Linked DNA regions of Homo sapiens: region 1 is linked to region 2. A link is an interaction called in ENCODE POLR2A ChIA-PET data of the cell type or tissue named here. Cell type or tissue: Caco-2. All regions are shown on one strand. Each heading gives the region's core, and the rest is flanking DNA. Links, peaks and the distances in the headings are about the cores only.

What was found. ChIA-PET counts read pairs that join two places held together with the same protein. Peaks named below come from ENCODE experiments on the same cell type or tissue, not always from the same donor. Only the 100,000 strongest peaks of a DNase experiment are listed, where the experiment ranks them.
Region 1: POLR2A ChIA-PET joins it to region 2 with 5 read pairs; 3 of 35 experiments call an interaction of 5 or more read pairs at or near these places.

The regions. Positions count from the first base shown.
Region 1 is chr13:24,714,550-24,718,462 of GRCh38, forward strand. No RefSeq gene overlaps it. Among named protein-coding and RNA genes, the nearest start is that of ATP12A, 36 kb to the left of the region's middle. RefSeq lists an enhancer at 1,353-1,997. In Caco-2, for the core only: no CTCF peak of the experiment used is centred there; a DNase peak (open chromatin) is centred at 1,643.
Region 2 is chr13:24,996,975-25,000,887 of GRCh38, forward strand. No RefSeq gene overlaps it. Among named protein-coding and RNA genes, the nearest start is that of CPAP, 76 kb to the left of the region's middle. In Caco-2, for the core only: no CTCF peak of the experiment used is centred there; no DNase peak of the experiment used is centred there.

The DNA.
Region 1 (3,913 bases), core at 563-3,062, 280 kb before region 2:
AGTCTCACACTCTCGCCCAGGCTGGAGTGCAGTGGCACAATCTCAGCTCACTGCAACCTCCGCCTCCTGGATTCAAGTGATTCTCCAGCCTCGGCCTCCCCAGTAGCTGGGACTACAGGCACCCACCACCACGCTGGGCTAATTTTTGTATTTTTAGTAGAGATGGGGTTTCACCATGTTAGCCAGGCTGCTCTTGAACTCCTGACCTCAGGTGATCCATCTACCTCGGCCTCTCAAAGTGCTGAGATTATAGGCGTGAGCCACCATGCCCGGCCTAGCAAAGTCCTTTTTGAGGAGATGAATGCAAAGAAGCAGACAGAATGACAGGAAGAGGGAACAGCATGAGCAAAAGCTCTGAGAGGTCAGAGGGGCCTAGCAGGAACACACAGCCAGGGAAGACCTTGGAACGGGGAACTGGAGGGACAGGCAAGAATCTCACCCTAGAGGGGTTCAGAGACCAAATGAAGGAGGTTGCATTTAATTTCAAAACAAGCTATTAGGCCCAGTGCAGTGGCTCACACCTTTAATCTCAGCACTTTGGGAGGCTGAGGCAGGAGAATCACTTGAGACCAGGAGTTTGAGACCAGCCTGGGCAACGTAGGGAGACCCCATCTCTACAAAAACGAATAAACAAGCTATTGAAGACAATTAATAAAAGAGGTGACCTGATCCAGTTGACATGTTCAGATCACTTTGGCTTCTGTGTAGAGGATGGGAGGCAGACCAGGCTGTGGTAACTGGTGTGTGTACCTTCAATGGAATACACAGACTCAATGGAGGAGTTTCTTAAGGGGGGTTGCCTCTAGGTGACTCGAGACATAAATGTTCAACTCAGGCTCCTAGAAAGGCTCACAACCACCCTGACTGCCCACATCACAATCAAGATAGAGACAGGAGATGCTCAAGCAGGTGTCATCTCGCCAGGAGTCTAGAACAAGATATATGTCTCAATGTACACGGCTGCACTCCTTAAGAGCCTGGACAGGTGCATCTGACTCTACAAAGATCATGAGTTCTCCACATTTGTTCATTCTGCTATCATCATTCCACTGGTGGCATCTAATGTCTCTTAAAAAGACAGTGGCTGGCTGGGCGTGGTGACTCACGCCTGTAATCCCAACACTGGGAGGCCGAGGCGGTCGGATCACAAGGTCAGGAGATCGAGACCATCCCAGCTAACACAATGATACCCTGTAACTACTAAAAATACAAAAAATTAGCCGGGCGCGGTGGCGGACACCTGTAGTCCCAGCTACTCAGGAGGCTGAGGCAGGAGAATGGCATGAACCCAGGAGGCGGAGGTTGCAGTGAGCCGAGATCACGCCACTGCACTCCAGCCTGGGTGAAAGAGCAAGACTCCATCTGAAAAAAAAAAAAAAAAAAAAAAAAGACAGCGGCAATCACTGATATTTGTTAAGTATCTATTATGTTCTGGGTTCCTAACAGCATGATCTTATTAACGCTCACAACGGCCCCGTCAGCTGTGGCATCAGCCGTGCTTTACACTCAGGAAGTTAAGCCTAGAGGCCCAGTGACTTCCTGGCACTGTGACCTCTCCTGACCACTAAGAGGCTCCACTGTAGAATCTGGCAAGTGGTTTAGGGAGAGTTTGCCCTTCGATGGAATATAGATGCCTCTAGAGCATAGCCTGCAGGTGTTGAGTTCTGTCTTACAGCTCTGCAGGTTACTGATAACTGAGAGCAACAGAAAGTATTTCTATAGATATGCAAATGAATCCTACCCAGTGGGTGAAGATCTTTCCTCCTTGGAAAAGCCAGTTTTGCTCCCTTTGCACAATCAGCCAACATTCCTGATTCCAGATAAAAGCGTGCCTCTTTGCTCCTCTCAGTAGATTTTAACAACTGCCTAGTTTCCTATTTAAGTGGTGAGCTTTAAAAAAAAATCTTTAATATGTGTTCACTGTTATATCTGTATGAAAAAATTATCCTTACACCATGAACAGAGGAAGAAGAACACAATTCCCTCCTCATTTAGGGTCCTTCTCAGCCCCTCCGTGGAGCTAGGCACCCAGCCCGTCCGAGATCCTGAACCCCCGCACGCTCCAGGGCCATTCTGCTATTGGGCAGGGATGCCGTTTTTTTCTGCTTCAGACCAGTTCTCTCAGCAAGCTCCTTCTTCCCCGTCCCCATTCCTACTTTCCCACCCTCCCCTCTGACATACCAGAACCAAGCTTGGGGGATTTTATCTTCTTGGTCCAGAGGTTCTAAGATAAAGTTAACTGGAAATTTAAGGTAAAAGCCTGATTAATTTTAAAGGGATAGAAGCTGCCCTCCTCAGACTTGCTGTGCAGGTAGATAGAGATTCGGTGGAGTGAAGCACTTCAATGCAAGAGTTTATTTGTAGTTTGGGGGATTTCTTTTTTTCTAATTTTTTTTTTTTTTTTTACATTTTCTATTTACACAAAGGGATTTCTTCCACTCCACCCGCACCCGCCGCCTCTGCTTTCAATCTTTTTTCTTTTCTTTTCTTTTCTTTTTTTTTTTTTTTGAGACAGGGTCTCACTCAGTCATCCAGGCTGGGGTGCTAGAGTGAGTGCAATGGTGTGATCTCAGCTGCAACCTCTGCCTCCCGGGCTCAAGCCTCAGCCTCTTGAGTAGCTGGGACTACAGGTGCACTCCATCACGCCCAGCTAATTTTTGTATTTTTTGTAAAAAAGGGGGTTTGGCTATACTGCCCAGGCTGGTCTTGAACCCCTGGGCTCAAGTGATCCACCCACCTTGGCCTCCCAAAGTGCTGGGACTACAGGTGTGAACCACCACACCCAACCACTTTCGTTGTTTCAAATTTAGCACCTGCTAGGTACACAGCACAGTGCAGAACAATGCTGTGCTGGTCTGAGAGGACAAAATGACGCAATAGGGAAGACCAGGCATGTTTGCAAATAAACTGTCAATCGGGGCAGGATTTGGCCGAGGCCTTGAGAGGTATACAGTGCTGTGGGTTTCCAGGGAGACCATCTTTGGTGGGCAACAGTGGAGGGTGCCAGGAGGCAAGGCATCCAACTCAGCCTTGAGGAGTAGGGTTCCAATTGCAGAGGTGAAGCAGAGGAAAGGGCAGGGGCCAAAGATGTGCCCAGGTTGGTCACAGCCATGTCCCTGTGAGCCAGCTCCCTCCAGGACAAAGTCAATGTGGTGCAGAGACCCCATGACCTGGGTCTAGCATTCCACTTGGTATTCCTAGGGGGGCTGCAGTATCCATTGACCAAATCCCTACAGACAGAAATAAGATTGCCTGTGGGAGAAGAACTCTAATCAGCCCAGCAAGGGCTACATTAGAGATCTGCAGAAAGCCACCTTACACAGGAGCCAGGATGCTAAAGGCTGTCCATCAGAAAGGGGCTTATGTAGCCATAGAAAAAGATGTCCTTCCCAGCAACACGGATGCAGGTGAAACTATTACCTTAAGCAAATTAATGCAAAAACAGAAAATCAAATACTGCATGCTCTCACAAGTAGCAGCTAAACACTGGGTACCCACGAACACAAAGATGAGAGCAACAGACACTGGAGACTCCAAAAGGGGGGTGGAGGGAGGGAGGAAGGGAGGCAGGTATTGAACAACTACCTACTGAGCAGTATGTTTACCCCTTGGGGGACAGGATCATTAGAAACCCAAACTTCAGCACCACAAAATAGATCCAAGTAACAAACCTGCACATCTGAACCTAAAATAAAAATAAAAAATAAATTTAAAAAAAGAAGAAAAGGGCCCATCTGTAGCAGAGACCAAGAAAAGGGTCAGGCCCTGAGGCCCGTTGGTGTGTCCCCAAACCCTTGGCACGGGAGGGGCCTGGTCAGGCTGAGGCATGAGGATGGCATCCCAGGCAGGCCTGGGCTTAATTTGGGAACCGGGTGTCAGGACGCAAAGCCACATCTGCTGACTCTTAACTCCG
Region 2 (3,913 bases), core at 967-3,466:
GACTATACAGTGTGGAATTCTGGTTGTAAAATTCTAATTGCTGTAATATTTTGGCTGATTATCATCCTTATAACAGGATTAATAATTGCAGGAGAAATTTAGTCAAGGTTGTTTTGATTACAGCAGGAGTAATAGTTACAGATAAGAAGTAAGCATAAAAGTTTTGCTATCATTAAGTTTAATAGGACTTTTTACTAAAGGTTGGTAATATAATGCACTGTAAGTTATTTTAAAAAGGTTATAAAGAAAGAAATTTTATATAAGAAAGGATTTTGTTTTGTAAATACTTGTCCTTGAAGGAAATGGCTGGTTGTTTAAATGAAGGATGTTTAAGACAAGTCATAAAGTTTAAGTATGTTGTAAGAGGGTCTGTGAAAGTCATGAAAAAATTTAATAAAGAAAAGGAATTGTCAAGATTAATGCTAAAGTTATTTTAGCCACCCAATGTATTTCTCCCAATCATATTGAAAGTTATAAAAATGGCCTAAGGCAAGTTCTTCTCTAATGGCAAGTCAAGAGGGAAATGGATGTATTTTTCAAGGAAAATGTTACTTTTATATTAACGTTTCTGGTAATGTACAGCGACATCTAGTGCAGACAAATCGGTATTGCAATCCATTGGTGTAACTAACAGGTACCAAACTCTATTGTCAGTTAAGGTCTATAGGACCCCCACTAACGGTGGTAATCTTAATGCTCATATTCTAACCCTATATTTTAAATCTTCTTGTAAAATGTATCTCTTTTCGCCTAGAAGCAATCAAACTCCAAATGGTGCTGCGAGCAGAGCCAAACATGGACACGCCGTTCTTCCAAGAACCATTAGATCAACCTCAGGAGAAGGCCCAGCTGCTGTTCCTCCACATGACGCCCCTTTTCAGTGGGAAGTAGCCAAAAGAATCATCGTTCAACACCCCCTAACAGTAGTTAGGTTTGCTTATCTTGGGGGAAATAATACAGGAGTTATTAAGAAATAATTTTTAGGCAGATAGAGATGGTAAACGAAGTTCTTGGTAAGGCTTTTTCTTTTAATAAAAGCAACCCCCAAACCATTTCTTTTCTAACAGAAAAACGACTTGAAGGGCCAAGCTGGCAAGCTTTGATATGCAAATGCAGGCCATTAGAAACAGTCCACCTAATATGGCGATTCCCACCTTTTTCCTCTTGTCACGATGTGTGCCAAGTGTCATGGCCAACTCCAGATAACACCATGTGTTCAGAACATCATGGCGACCCACATTTGCATATTAAAGGACTAAGGTGGGAGGGCCAGGTTCTTTGTGGGCTACGTAAACGACGCACCTGGTCAAACCAATCCCCTGGGCCCTGTGCAAACCGGACACCGCCTCCTCCAACATCCCAATATAAGCAACCACTTTTCCGCTGCACACGGGGTTTCTCTTTGTTTGAATTCCCCCCTCCCTGTCTCTGTATGGGTGATCTGTTCTCTTCTTCCTTCCTTCTTTCTTGCCTAACCAGCTCTCTGCTCCTTAAAACCACTCCACGTGTGTCTGTGTCATTTTCTCTAAATCAGCGTGAGACCAAGGACCCTGGTGTTCTTCTAATCATCGGAGCCATATCATTTTATGTCCCTTTTTTTGGTTTAAGCCAATTATGACGGTTCTCTTTCTGCATCTGTGATTAGCTTAGAAGTGGGCATGTGACTTCTTTCTGGCCAATGAGATTAGAGGGGAGTTCTGCAGAAAAGCCTGTAGAAGAGATTGATTTCCTATTAAGGAGACCAGGAGCGGTGGCCTCCTTCTTTTGGATGTTTCTGTACCTGGATGTGATACCTGGAACCGCTGTAGCAACACGTGAGCACAAGAGGAGCCAGCCTGGGTGGAGGCAAGGCCAACGCTCAGGACGGTGAAACAGAGCGATGGGAAAAGCTGGGTCCCTGCAGTGAAACCTTTGAGCGGCTGTCTCAATCAGCAGTTGGGCCACCCTTAATAATAAGTTGTCTTATTATTTAAGCCACTTAAGTCAGGGGCTTCTGTTTATTGCAGCTGAAGTCATCCCAATTTACCTAACATAAATTACTTTAAAAATAGTACCAGATTACCATATTTGAAATACTGGCATTTATCATTTTCAAACCTTTAAAACTTTTGCCCTCATAAACCTTAAACATTAGAGCATGCAAAAAGCAAACATACAAACAGAAAACCACCTAAACTTTGAGGGAGAAGTAATTTCACCATCAATGTTAGGCAGTTCTTTAAGTCAGTTCTTATTTTGAAAGATCACAGGTTGATCTACACTGGCGCTATAAAAAACATCAGTGCGTTTTTACAATTTATTTCTAGTTTTTACCCAAGACCTAATTCTAACATGAACACATAAGCCATTGGTAATATGAACCGGATAATACGTAGTTACTCTAGTTCACATCACATGTTTAAACACTTCTGGAGAACTCCAGATCACGTGATAAATGGCTGTCAGTGGCAAAGTAGTTTCCTCTCTTAGACAAAGGGGCAGGAGCTGGTAATACTCTCAAAAGGTGGCTAAGATGCACTTGAAATGTGTCCGGAGCATCATAAAATTGCATGACAAGAATAGAGAAGAAAAGCCTGGAAGAGAATACAGAACCCTCATGGGCCCACCATGCTAGTGTACCCAGCACAAGAATTATCTGCAGCTTAAGAAGGTGTCCCATGCACTGGTGGCCATGATCATTATTGGCAACTCCTCCAGTATGTGAGTTGTGTTTTCGTATTAACAAAGACAACAAGAAACCTAACCAACATTATCACCCCTCTATAAGTTCAGAGAAGAATAGCTTGGCAGTAGAGAAATATGCTTGGGAAATGCTGTGAAACGACGTGTATGAAGTGAACCAAGCAGAAGCCAAGAAATGACAGAATACGTTGAAAAGAGAGTCGCCCCCATCACTGCTTAGTAAAATCCTTGTCTTATCGCAACAACATGCAGTGCAGCAGCCTCCTGGGGTCTGAGCACGTTGCAGCAGGAGCTTCCTTTCTACTGTTTCAGGTTTTGTCAAGTAAGAAAGACTGAGAAGCTTGTGCAACATCCACATGGAGATGTAAGGGGAGCAGCTGAGCGCACAAATGGAGAGCCAGAGAAGGGACTGCAGGCAGAGCTCTCAGTCATTGGTCTACAGGAGGCTGCATGAGCTGGCTCAGGAGAGTTGAGAGAAAGAAGAGAAGGAAACCAAGGCCTGAATCTCCAGGGGTCTTAGGATACTTGCTATTTGTATGATAACACAACCCCAATATTAACCCCCAAGTCTTCAGTTAATGTCTAAAACACATTGCCACCTTAATAGTGTTTGGGAAATCTGGGGAAAATGCCTGGGTTCTATTCTGGGTTCAGCACACACAGAATGACTCTGAGTGAAAAGGGAACGTCTGCAGGGTCACCAAGAGCAACTCACTGAAATCTCTAAAAGGGGCTGAGCTCCCAGCAAGATGTGTGGGGAGTGGGAGAACGGGAGGGAGTTAAGTTAATGTGATTTTTTTTTTTTTTTTTTTAGATAGAGTTTTGCTCTGTGGCCCAGGCTGGAGTGCAGTGATGTGATCTCGGCTCACTGCAACCTCCACCTCCGGGTTCAAGCAATTTTCCTGCCTCAGCCTCCAGATTTCCTGGGAATACAGGTCCGCACCATGTCTAGCTAATTTTTTTGTACTTTTAGCAGAGACGGGTTTTCATCATGTTGGCCAGGGTGGTCTTGAACTCCTGAGCTTAAGTAATCCACTCACCTCAACTTTCCAAAGGGCTGGGATTACAGGTGTGAGGTGAGCCACTGTGCCTGGCCAGTTAATGTGAATTTAATGTCAGCACATAGAGTGCCTTCAGCTGACATGTGGCTCACTTGGGCAATTTTCAGTCTTGTCAGGTGTATGATATGATTCGTCAATACTTTAATCTGCATGTGTATTGTAATAAATGT